Linked DNA regions of Homo sapiens: region 1 is linked to region 2. Evidence: read pairs that join two places in POLR2A ChIA-PET (ENCODE). Cell type or tissue: Caco-2. All regions are shown on one strand. Each heading gives the region's core, and the rest is flanking DNA. Links, peaks and the distances in the headings are about the cores only. Region 1 overlaps PLEKHA5 (pleckstrin homology domain containing A5). Region 2 has its middle 32 kb from the start of PLEKHA5.

What was found. ChIA-PET counts read pairs that join two places held together with the same protein. Peaks named below come from ENCODE experiments on the same cell type or tissue, not always from the same donor. Only the 100,000 strongest peaks of a DNase experiment are listed, where the experiment ranks them.
Region 1: POLR2A ChIA-PET joins it to region 2 with 5 read pairs; 2 of 35 experiments call an interaction of 5 or more read pairs at or near these places.

The regions. Positions count from the first base shown.
Region 1 is chr12:19,268,700-19,273,103 of GRCh38, forward strand. PLEKHA5 (pleckstrin homology domain containing A5) reads left to right here. Exons shown (of 32, transcript NM_001256470.2): 9 at 1,071-1,186; 10 at 1,489-1,506. Among named protein-coding and RNA genes, the nearest start is that of PLEKHA5, 140 kb to the left of the region's middle. In Caco-2, for the core only: no CTCF peak of the experiment used is centred there; no DNase peak of the experiment used is centred there.
Region 2 is chr12:19,095,435-19,099,838 of GRCh38, forward strand. No RefSeq gene overlaps it. Among named protein-coding and RNA genes, the nearest start is that of PLEKHA5, 32 kb to the right of the region's middle. In Caco-2, for the core only: no CTCF peak of the experiment used is centred there; a DNase peak (open chromatin) is centred at 1,857; H3K4me3 peaks cover 219 bases.

The DNA.
Region 1 (4,404 bases), core at 279-4,278, 170 kb after region 2:
TTAGTGTCTTGAGTCATGGCTAGAACTGGATCGTCTTGATACCAACCCAGTGTTCCTTACATTGATCACAAATATGGGCAGTGGTCTTTATTTTTCCAAAACCCCACTCAGGGAGTCCAGTAACATTTTGTAGGTGGTTTTAATTATCTTAACATAGAACATTTGAGTAGTTTATTAAGGAACAGCTCAAAAAGAAAACACCATTTCGGATCATTTATAAATCTTTTGTGTTTGGGTGTAGATACCTATAAAGGATTCTATAAAATACAGCAGTGCCTTTTGAGGCCTAAAGAAATTGCTAACGCAGGAGGGAAATGCCATAACATGTACATTTCTATTAATTTTGTTGCTGGTTGCTGGGAATATTCTTAAATAAAGAATATTTATTCAAGAATAAATATTCTTATTCTGGGTGTGGTGGCTCACACCTGTAATCCCAGCACTTTGGGAGGCTGAGGCAGGCAGATCACTTGAGGTCAGAAGTTCGAGACCAGCCTGGCCAACATGGCAAAACCCCGTCTCTACTAAAATACAAAAATTAGTTGGGCATGGTGGCACATGCCTGTAATCCCAGCTAATCGGGATGCTGAGGCAGGAGAATCGCTTGAACCAGGGAGGCAGATGTTGCAGTGAACCAAGATTGCTCCACTGCACTCCAACCTGGGCAACAGAGTGAGACTCTGTCTCAAAAAAAAGAAAAAAAAAAAAAAAGGTGTGAATTGCAGTAAATGGAAATTGCTAGAAATGTGGAGATGGAAGAGGCACCACTAAGTACTTCATTTCTCACCTCCTTTCCTTTCCATGCACTCTTTTTTTTTTTTATTTTTAATTTTAGAGTGTGCACACAACTAAAAGAAAGAGGGTAAAATTAAGGGGGAAATTAATATATATTTTTCAAGTTAATAGTTATATTTTTTCTTGATTCATTTCCATATCTCAGGTAAAAGATAAGTCTACTTTCTCTGAAATTTGATAGCAACGTTCTATGTCAGGAATCACTTACCTTTTTTTCTTTTTCTTTTACAGAATCCTATATTTTTATTTAAAATGATCGTGTCATTTTCAATCAGGCAGCCCATCCAAACATGCGGACCTATTATTTCTGCACTGATACAGGAAAGGAAATGGAGTTGTGGATGAAAGCCATGTTAGATGCTGCCCTAGTACAGACAGAACCTGTGAAAAGGTAAAGGCTTGTAGAAAAAATGATGGTGATTTCCACTTCCATTTTATTCCATGCCTTGCAAGTATTTCACTGTCATAGTACATATCATTTTAATAGTCATGGTATGAAATCATTTTTTCCTCAGAAAGCAAGGATCAATTCCTGTTCTGAATTAAATTAATACACATTTTGTTAGTTTGCGATACCACCTACATTTTTATTCCACTTTTCTTCTTTTTCTTCTTTATTCATTTTCACCTATCGGTGTACTGGGGTGAATCCAGAATCCTAACATTCAAACTGAATGTTCTTTCTTCTTACAGAATTACCTTTAATTTCCGGTGAGTACGTTTTTAATTGTTACCTTAAAGCTACACAGATTTTTATCCTTTGAGATAGTGTTTTTAAGATTCTAAATCTTAGAAGAGAGTTTATTTTTATGAAGTTAATTTGTGTTTTTCTGTAATAGTGTGTTGATGTTTCTAAAGTGTGATGAATTACAGTAAGAAACTTTGATAGTTTCATTTTTTCAACATTTCTGATTAATTTTTATTGTTTTTGTAATGAATGTCTCCAGAAAATAGTTCGTCAAGCATTTAGATTGTTTCCAAATCCACTTCTTGGTGAATTGTACCTTTTTTATATTGAAACTCCACTACTCAGATTCCTTGATAATATAGATAAGTGCTGTTAAAATTGACCCATGTATTTTTCCCTGCTTGAAGATACGAATCATTTTAATATTCTTCAGTATAGCTAGTTAGAGGAAATCTGATTCTCAGACTACATAAATACAAGTAGTATAATGTGCTTTTTAAAAAATATATATTCCTGTAATTCGAAGAAAAAATTATGATGCAAGTTAATTTTTCTTCCAGTCAGTGACAGCTGAGCACATATCTTATGTAAGAAAGATGCTAATGTGCATCTTTTTTCCCTCTTCTTTTTTTTCCCTCTTCTCAGGAAATTAGGGATTGTTACAGTATACATCTAGTCCTTTGTTTTTCTTATTCTAGTGTGCATTTTAATAAAGTCTTGGCTTTTTGGCTAAAAGACTTAGGTTGATGCTGTGTATTTGTGCTATTTTTGTAAATATCAAGTCTAAATCAAGTTACCCAATCACTAGTAATTAGAGCTGGGGAAAAACTGAAAAGAAAAGAGGGTCTAGGATATAGCTCTAGGACATCTATTTTTAAGAAAAACCACTTTTGCCACATGCATATTGCAGGATGAGAGCAGATAGAAGGAAAATCTGTTTTTGGAATTGCATGTGTAAAAATTACCTGAGTAGCATAAAGATGAGGTGGTTAGCACTGATAACGAGAGAAAATGTGTAGGTGAAGAGAATTCATTTAAAATCTTCAGGCTGAGCATGGTGGCTCACACCTGTAATTCTAGCACTTTGGGAGGTTGAGGGATCACTTGAGCCCAGGATTTTGAGATCAGCCTGGGCAACATGATGAAACACCATCTGTACCAAAAATACAAAAATTAGCTGGGCGTAGTACCACACTCTTGTAGTCCCTGCTACTCAGGAGGCTGAAGCATGAGGATCACTTGAATCAGGAGGTTGAGGCTGCTGTGAGCTGTGACTGTGCCACTGCACTCCAGCCTAGACAACGGAGTGAGACCCTGTCAAAAAAAAATAAAAATAAAACTTCAATACTTTTAACTTCAAAGCAAAATTTTTAGGAAATTGTTTAGAATACAGAAATCTGTATAATAATTAAAATATTTATGTCCAAATAATTTCAATATTGTATATTATACTTTTCTCAGAATTTCAGCATGTTTCTACTTTATTTTATTAAATTTACCACTCTAAAAACTGATAATTACTCGTAATTTGGGATGATAAAGATGGCAATTATTTGGCTTGGCTTTTGGCAACCTGATAGTTCACTAGTTAGGTGCTTATACAGTTTTCAGCCGTCTTTGTTAGTGTAATCTACTCAGACAAGATTTATTAATACCACCTGCGTGCCCAGCTTAGAGTCCGTTATCCTGTAGAAATTATGTGTTTTCTTCTACTCCTAGTTGTTGGCATTTTTATCCCACTCTATTAGATTTAGTCATTCAAAGTGAAAGTAAGTATAGAGAGATTTTGTTTGCTTGGTTTTAAGCTAATGCACTCATTTTGCTGTATGGCTCAAATACTTAAAATATTTATCAGAGCTTATCACTGTAATACAACATCCAGTTTTTAACTTGAGAGTTCATTCTCCCTAACTTTATAAAGTATTTCACCTGTTCACGATAATGTCATAGTCTCCTAGTGTGCAGATCATTGATGGCCCAAAGAAAAAAAAATCTAAGTATAATATGGATTCTCTGAATAATTTTCATCTCTAAGCCCATTATTTTCATTTTATATATCTCAGTGTATTTTCTGCAATAACTTAAATGTCACTTTTTAAAATTAGATCACAAGTTTTATATTATTTATGGTACCTTAGCATACTTTTCTGAGTCAGCTTTGTTCCATTTAGAGAAAAGTCATCATATGTGTCTTTTTGACTACTTTTTCAATGATAAATCTTGGGGAAAAAGAAAAAAAACCCACCACAGTTTTAATTTAAAATAATAGCTTTAGGCTGAGCACGGTGGCTCACGCTTGTAACCCCAATAATGTAGGAGGCCAAGGTGGGAGGATTGCTTGAGCCCAGGAGTTCAAGACCAACCTAGGTGACCAGTGAGACCCCGTCTCTAAAAAAATTTAAAAATTAGCTAGGTGTGGTGGCGTGTACCTATAGTCCCGGCTGCTCGGGAGGCTGAGAGGGAAGGATCACTTGAGCCCAGAAAGTTGAGGTTGCAGAGAGCCAAGATCACGTCACTGCACTCCCCCCTGGGTTATACGGCAAGAGACCTTATCTCAAATAATAATGATAATAATCATGATGACAGTAATAATAATAGCTTTAGATAGACTACAGTAAATATGTTTTAAAAATCTTTTCAGTTATTTTATGTTTAATGTTAAAATTCCTACCCTCCCAAATAGCAAGGGATACATATGCTTTTAGTGTAAATGTTCTATGCCTTCTTTGTTGTTCTTGTTTTGAGATGGAGTCTCGCTCTGTCGCCCAGGCTGGAGTGCAGTGGCACGATCTCAGCTCACTCCAAACTCTGCCTCTCAGGTTCAAGCAATTCTCCTGCCTCAGCCTCCCGAGTAGGTGGGATTACAGATGTCCTCCACCAAGCCAGCTAATTTTTTTTTTATTTTTCGTAGAGACGGGGTC
Region 2 (4,404 bases), core at 192-4,191:
CAAAGGAAGGTGGTAAACCCCAAGACAAATACACATTCCCACCATTTGTGGAGGAGTTGCAGGGAGGAATGCTTGGTGGTTTCGAATATTTTATCCCCTTTTCCAACCATCGAGAATTTCTATCAGGACCCATAGTCCTAGATTACCGCCACAATAGCATCATTAACATTTTTAAAGCATGACTATTTCTATATGAGTCTTCCCTTCTTAGACAAAAAGGCATTAAAGGCTTGTATTTCCCTATTTTCTTACATTCAAGCACTATCCTATCACAATTAAACTTATTGGCTTATTCCTAAGAGCCTTCATGTTTGTATTCTTGGAGCATTAAACTGCCGTTAAATTTGGGAGGTATTAAGTTAGTAAGGGATTGGCTTACGAACCACTTCAGAAGTAGCCTTCAGAAAGGTATTTATTGCCAGGCATGGTGGCTCAGACCTGTAATTCCAACACTTTGGGAGGCTGGAGGATCACTTGAGCCTAGGGTTTCAAGATCAGCCTCTGCAACATAGCGAGACCTCGTCTCTACTAAAAATAAAAATTAAAAAATTACCTGGACTTGATGTCATGCACCTGCAGTCCCAGCTATTCAGGAGAGTGAGGTGGGAGGATCATGCGAGCCTGGCAGTCTGAGGTTGCAGTGAGCCATGATGGCACCACTGCACTCCAACCTGGGTGACAGAGTGAGAGCCTGTCTCAAAAAAAAAAAAAAAAAAAGAAAGAAAGAAAGAAAGAAACGAAAAGAAAAGCACTTATTACCAGGAAAAAGGGTAGGGGATATGCGGCATTTTGTTAGTAAAAGAGTCACTGAAAAAAAATCTGCGAACCACTGTTTCAAGGGAAGCTTGTACTTATTCACCCATTGAACTTTGTCATCTTCTGATGGGTGTGGTAGGCTTACTCATAAAGAAAAGAAAGACTCCTAGAAATTTCTCTATTCTTATCTTGAATTCTGGTTGTTCCTGCAATACAGAGCTAGTATTTAATTATTTGGTCTACTTTCTTTGTGTACTACAAATTCTGTAATATTGGGAACATTAACCAATTCAGTAAGAGTTGAAGGAAGAGAGAATACAGAGCTAGTATTTAATTATTTGGTCTACTTTCTTTGTGTACTACAAATTCTGTAATATTGGGAACATTAACCAATTCAGTAAGAGTTGAAGGAAGAGAGGGGACTTTACATATATACATACATATATATATATATATATATATATATATATATATATAGCCTTTGAAAGATTGCCAAAGGAGGGCAAAACAGTTTGGATACAGTCTCAATAAGCTTATCATATTTTAAATCTGCCTAAGAGCTTACGTGTAAACCTCAAGTTAAACAACAGTTGACATGCATGCATTCTGATAAAACTCGATTACCTAATACACTAAATTTCAGAACTGGTGGGAAAAAATAGATTTTTACTGGCAAAGTTATGTCTTTTTTTCAGCTGAAAATTAATACATGGAAGGATAATCTTAGGAAATGTCATTTGTTTTATATGCACGTATCTAACTCTAAAACAAACTTTATTGCTCCGTGTAATTATACAAATGCTGTATATGTATGTTGCTAAGTACTTAAAATCTTCATTGTAACTATAGTTGAACTTCTAATGAATACCCAGGGACAGCAAAGACATGTCTGAACAGGTAAATCAGTGCATAATTAAATGACATGCATGTCCTGTGTATTGCAATCTTTTAAAGCTCTGAGTACTTTCTATTACGCAATTTTTTAGAGCAGCTCTTTTTTTTTTTTTTACACAAACATGATAAGGACACAAAAGACTTATTTTCTTTTCCTCTGGCCACTGTGTTATGAGAACCTCATGTCTTACCACACCAACCCCCGCCCTTGACTGGATTGCCAGTAAAGACCAGATTTTTCCAAATATTATGTTCTAGCTGGATTTGCAACAATCATAAGTCAATCATTAGGAATCCTGTGCATATGGCAAACTTTTTTTTTTTTTTTTTTTTGAGACAGAGTCTTGCTCTGTCACCCAGGCTGTAGTGTAGTGGTGCAATCTCAGCTCACTGCAACCTCCGCCTCCCGGGTTCAAGCAATTCCCCTGCCTCAGCCTCCTATGTAGCTGGGACTATAGGTGCGTGCCACCATGCCCAGCTAATTTTTTCTATTTTAGTAGAGACGGAGTTTCACCACGTTGGCCAGGATGGTCTCGATCTCCTGACCCCGTGATCCACCCACCTCAGCCTCCCAAAGTGCTGGGATTACAGGCGTGAGCCACCTTGCCTAGCCGCGAAGTTTATTTTAATAGTATTTTGAACTGAAAATAAGCAAGCTTTTTTTTGTTTTCCCCAGACAGGGTCTTGCTCTGTCACCCAGGCTGGAGCACAATGGCACAATCATAGCTCACTATAACCTCGGACTCCTGGGCTCAAGGATCCTCCTATCTCTGCCTTCCAAGAGCTGGGACAACAGGTGAGTGCCACCACACCTGGCTAATTTTTTTTTTTTTTTTTTTTTGAGACAGAGTCTTGCTCTGTCATCAAGTTGGAGTGCAGTAGTACCATCTGGGCTCACTGTAACCTCCACCTCCCAGGTTTAAGTGATTCTCCTGCCTCAGCCTCCCGAGTAGCTGGGACTACAGGTGCGCACCACCACCCCAAGCTAATTTTTGTATTTTTAGTAGAGATGGGGTTTCACCGTGTTCGCCAGGATGGTCTCGATCTCTTGACCTCATGATCCGCCCACCTCGGCCTCCCAAAGTGCTGGGATTACAGGCGTGAGCCACTGCACCCAGCCTACCTGGTTAATTTTTTAAAAAATTTTTTTGTAGAGATGGAGATCTCACTATGTTGCCCAGGCTACTTGCCAACTCCTGGACTCAAACCATCTTCTCCCTTCATCCTCCCAAAATGCTGGGATTACAGATGTGAACAACCGTGCCCAACAGGAACATATTTAAAATTGTAATATCCAAAGAATACTACCATAGCTCAAGTTTGTTTTTATTCACATGTTCCACAGCATTCACTTTAAGTAAATATCCATTATTGTTTCCCAAATCCTTTTGGGGTCAGCAAATAATACTTTAAGAAAAAGTTTGTGGGGGAAAAAAGGAAATTTTAATTACTTTCCATGGGAAAGTTCCAAATGGAACAAAAGTGGTTCTTAGATATAATTTTACAAAACCCTTATAGCACGTTGAGGCTAAAGGCATTTATGCAATTACTAAGTCTACTGTATATGTGAGCAAACATGAGGGTAGAATAAGAATAGAGCTATTATGTTACTGTACCATTATTCTAGTGGTCTGCCTTTAATACCCAGAGACATCTTTGGAGAATGTCAAAATGTTCCCTTTATTATAACATTTTTTTCTTTCTTTTTCTTCTGATTAATAAGGTGGGTTGATAATATAAATTTTTAAATTTTTATTTTTATTTTTTGGAGACAGAGTCTCACTTTGTCACCCCGGCTGAAGTGCAGTGGCACAATCTCAGCTCACTGCAGTCTTGACCTCCCAGGCTCAAGCCATCCTCCTGCCTTAGCCCCACAAGTAGCTGGGACTATAGGCGTGTGCCACCATGCCTAGATAATTTTTGTATTTTTTGTAGAGACAGGTTTTTGCCATGTTGCCCAGGCTGGTCTCGAACTCCTGAGCTCAAGTAATTCGCCCACCTTGGCGTCCCAGAGGGCTGGGATTACAGGCATGAGCCCCACGCCGGGCCTATAACTTTTTAAAATTGTTATATCTAGTTCTTTGCTAGAGAAATTTTATTTTGATAAATGAGTTAATAATTATAATTTAATTATAATACAGAAAAGGTTTCAGTGGTATCCAAAAGGAAAGATTTGACTGATATATGAATGTGCTCGCTTCTGAAATAGAAGCAACAAGAAAATATAATCATTTTAACTAAGGCCAGACAATTGAGGCAAAGTATACGACCAATGGAATTGCCATTCAAGCATGGCAGGTATTTTGTTCCAGCATTCCCCATTTTCAGGTTAATCTTCAAATTTTTTTCCCCAAATGATTTCTCAGGGCTACGTGTCCCCTGCTTTGAAACAGCATGCTGTTGTTTCCATAACATGAAGTCTATTCTCTAGGGTGGCCAGATCTCAGCTGAGGGCAAATCATTCTCAGAATCATTGCTCTGTTCCCATGACCTGGACCTGATTAAACAAATTACAGTGGCAAGCCCAGAAGTATTCCTCCAACCAGTTAGGCAGAAACTTGGGACCTAAGCAAGAGACAAGGCACAGAGGAGAGCAACAAGGTGCAGCTAACTTTTTTTCTGGCAAGAATAAGAAAAGAAGATGGACACTGCAAACAAGGGCAGAATTCTATAAACCTTGATAGTGATGGTGAACACCAGCATGAAACAAATAAAGCATCATAAAATGACAAGCAATTACAGACTCTGCAGTAA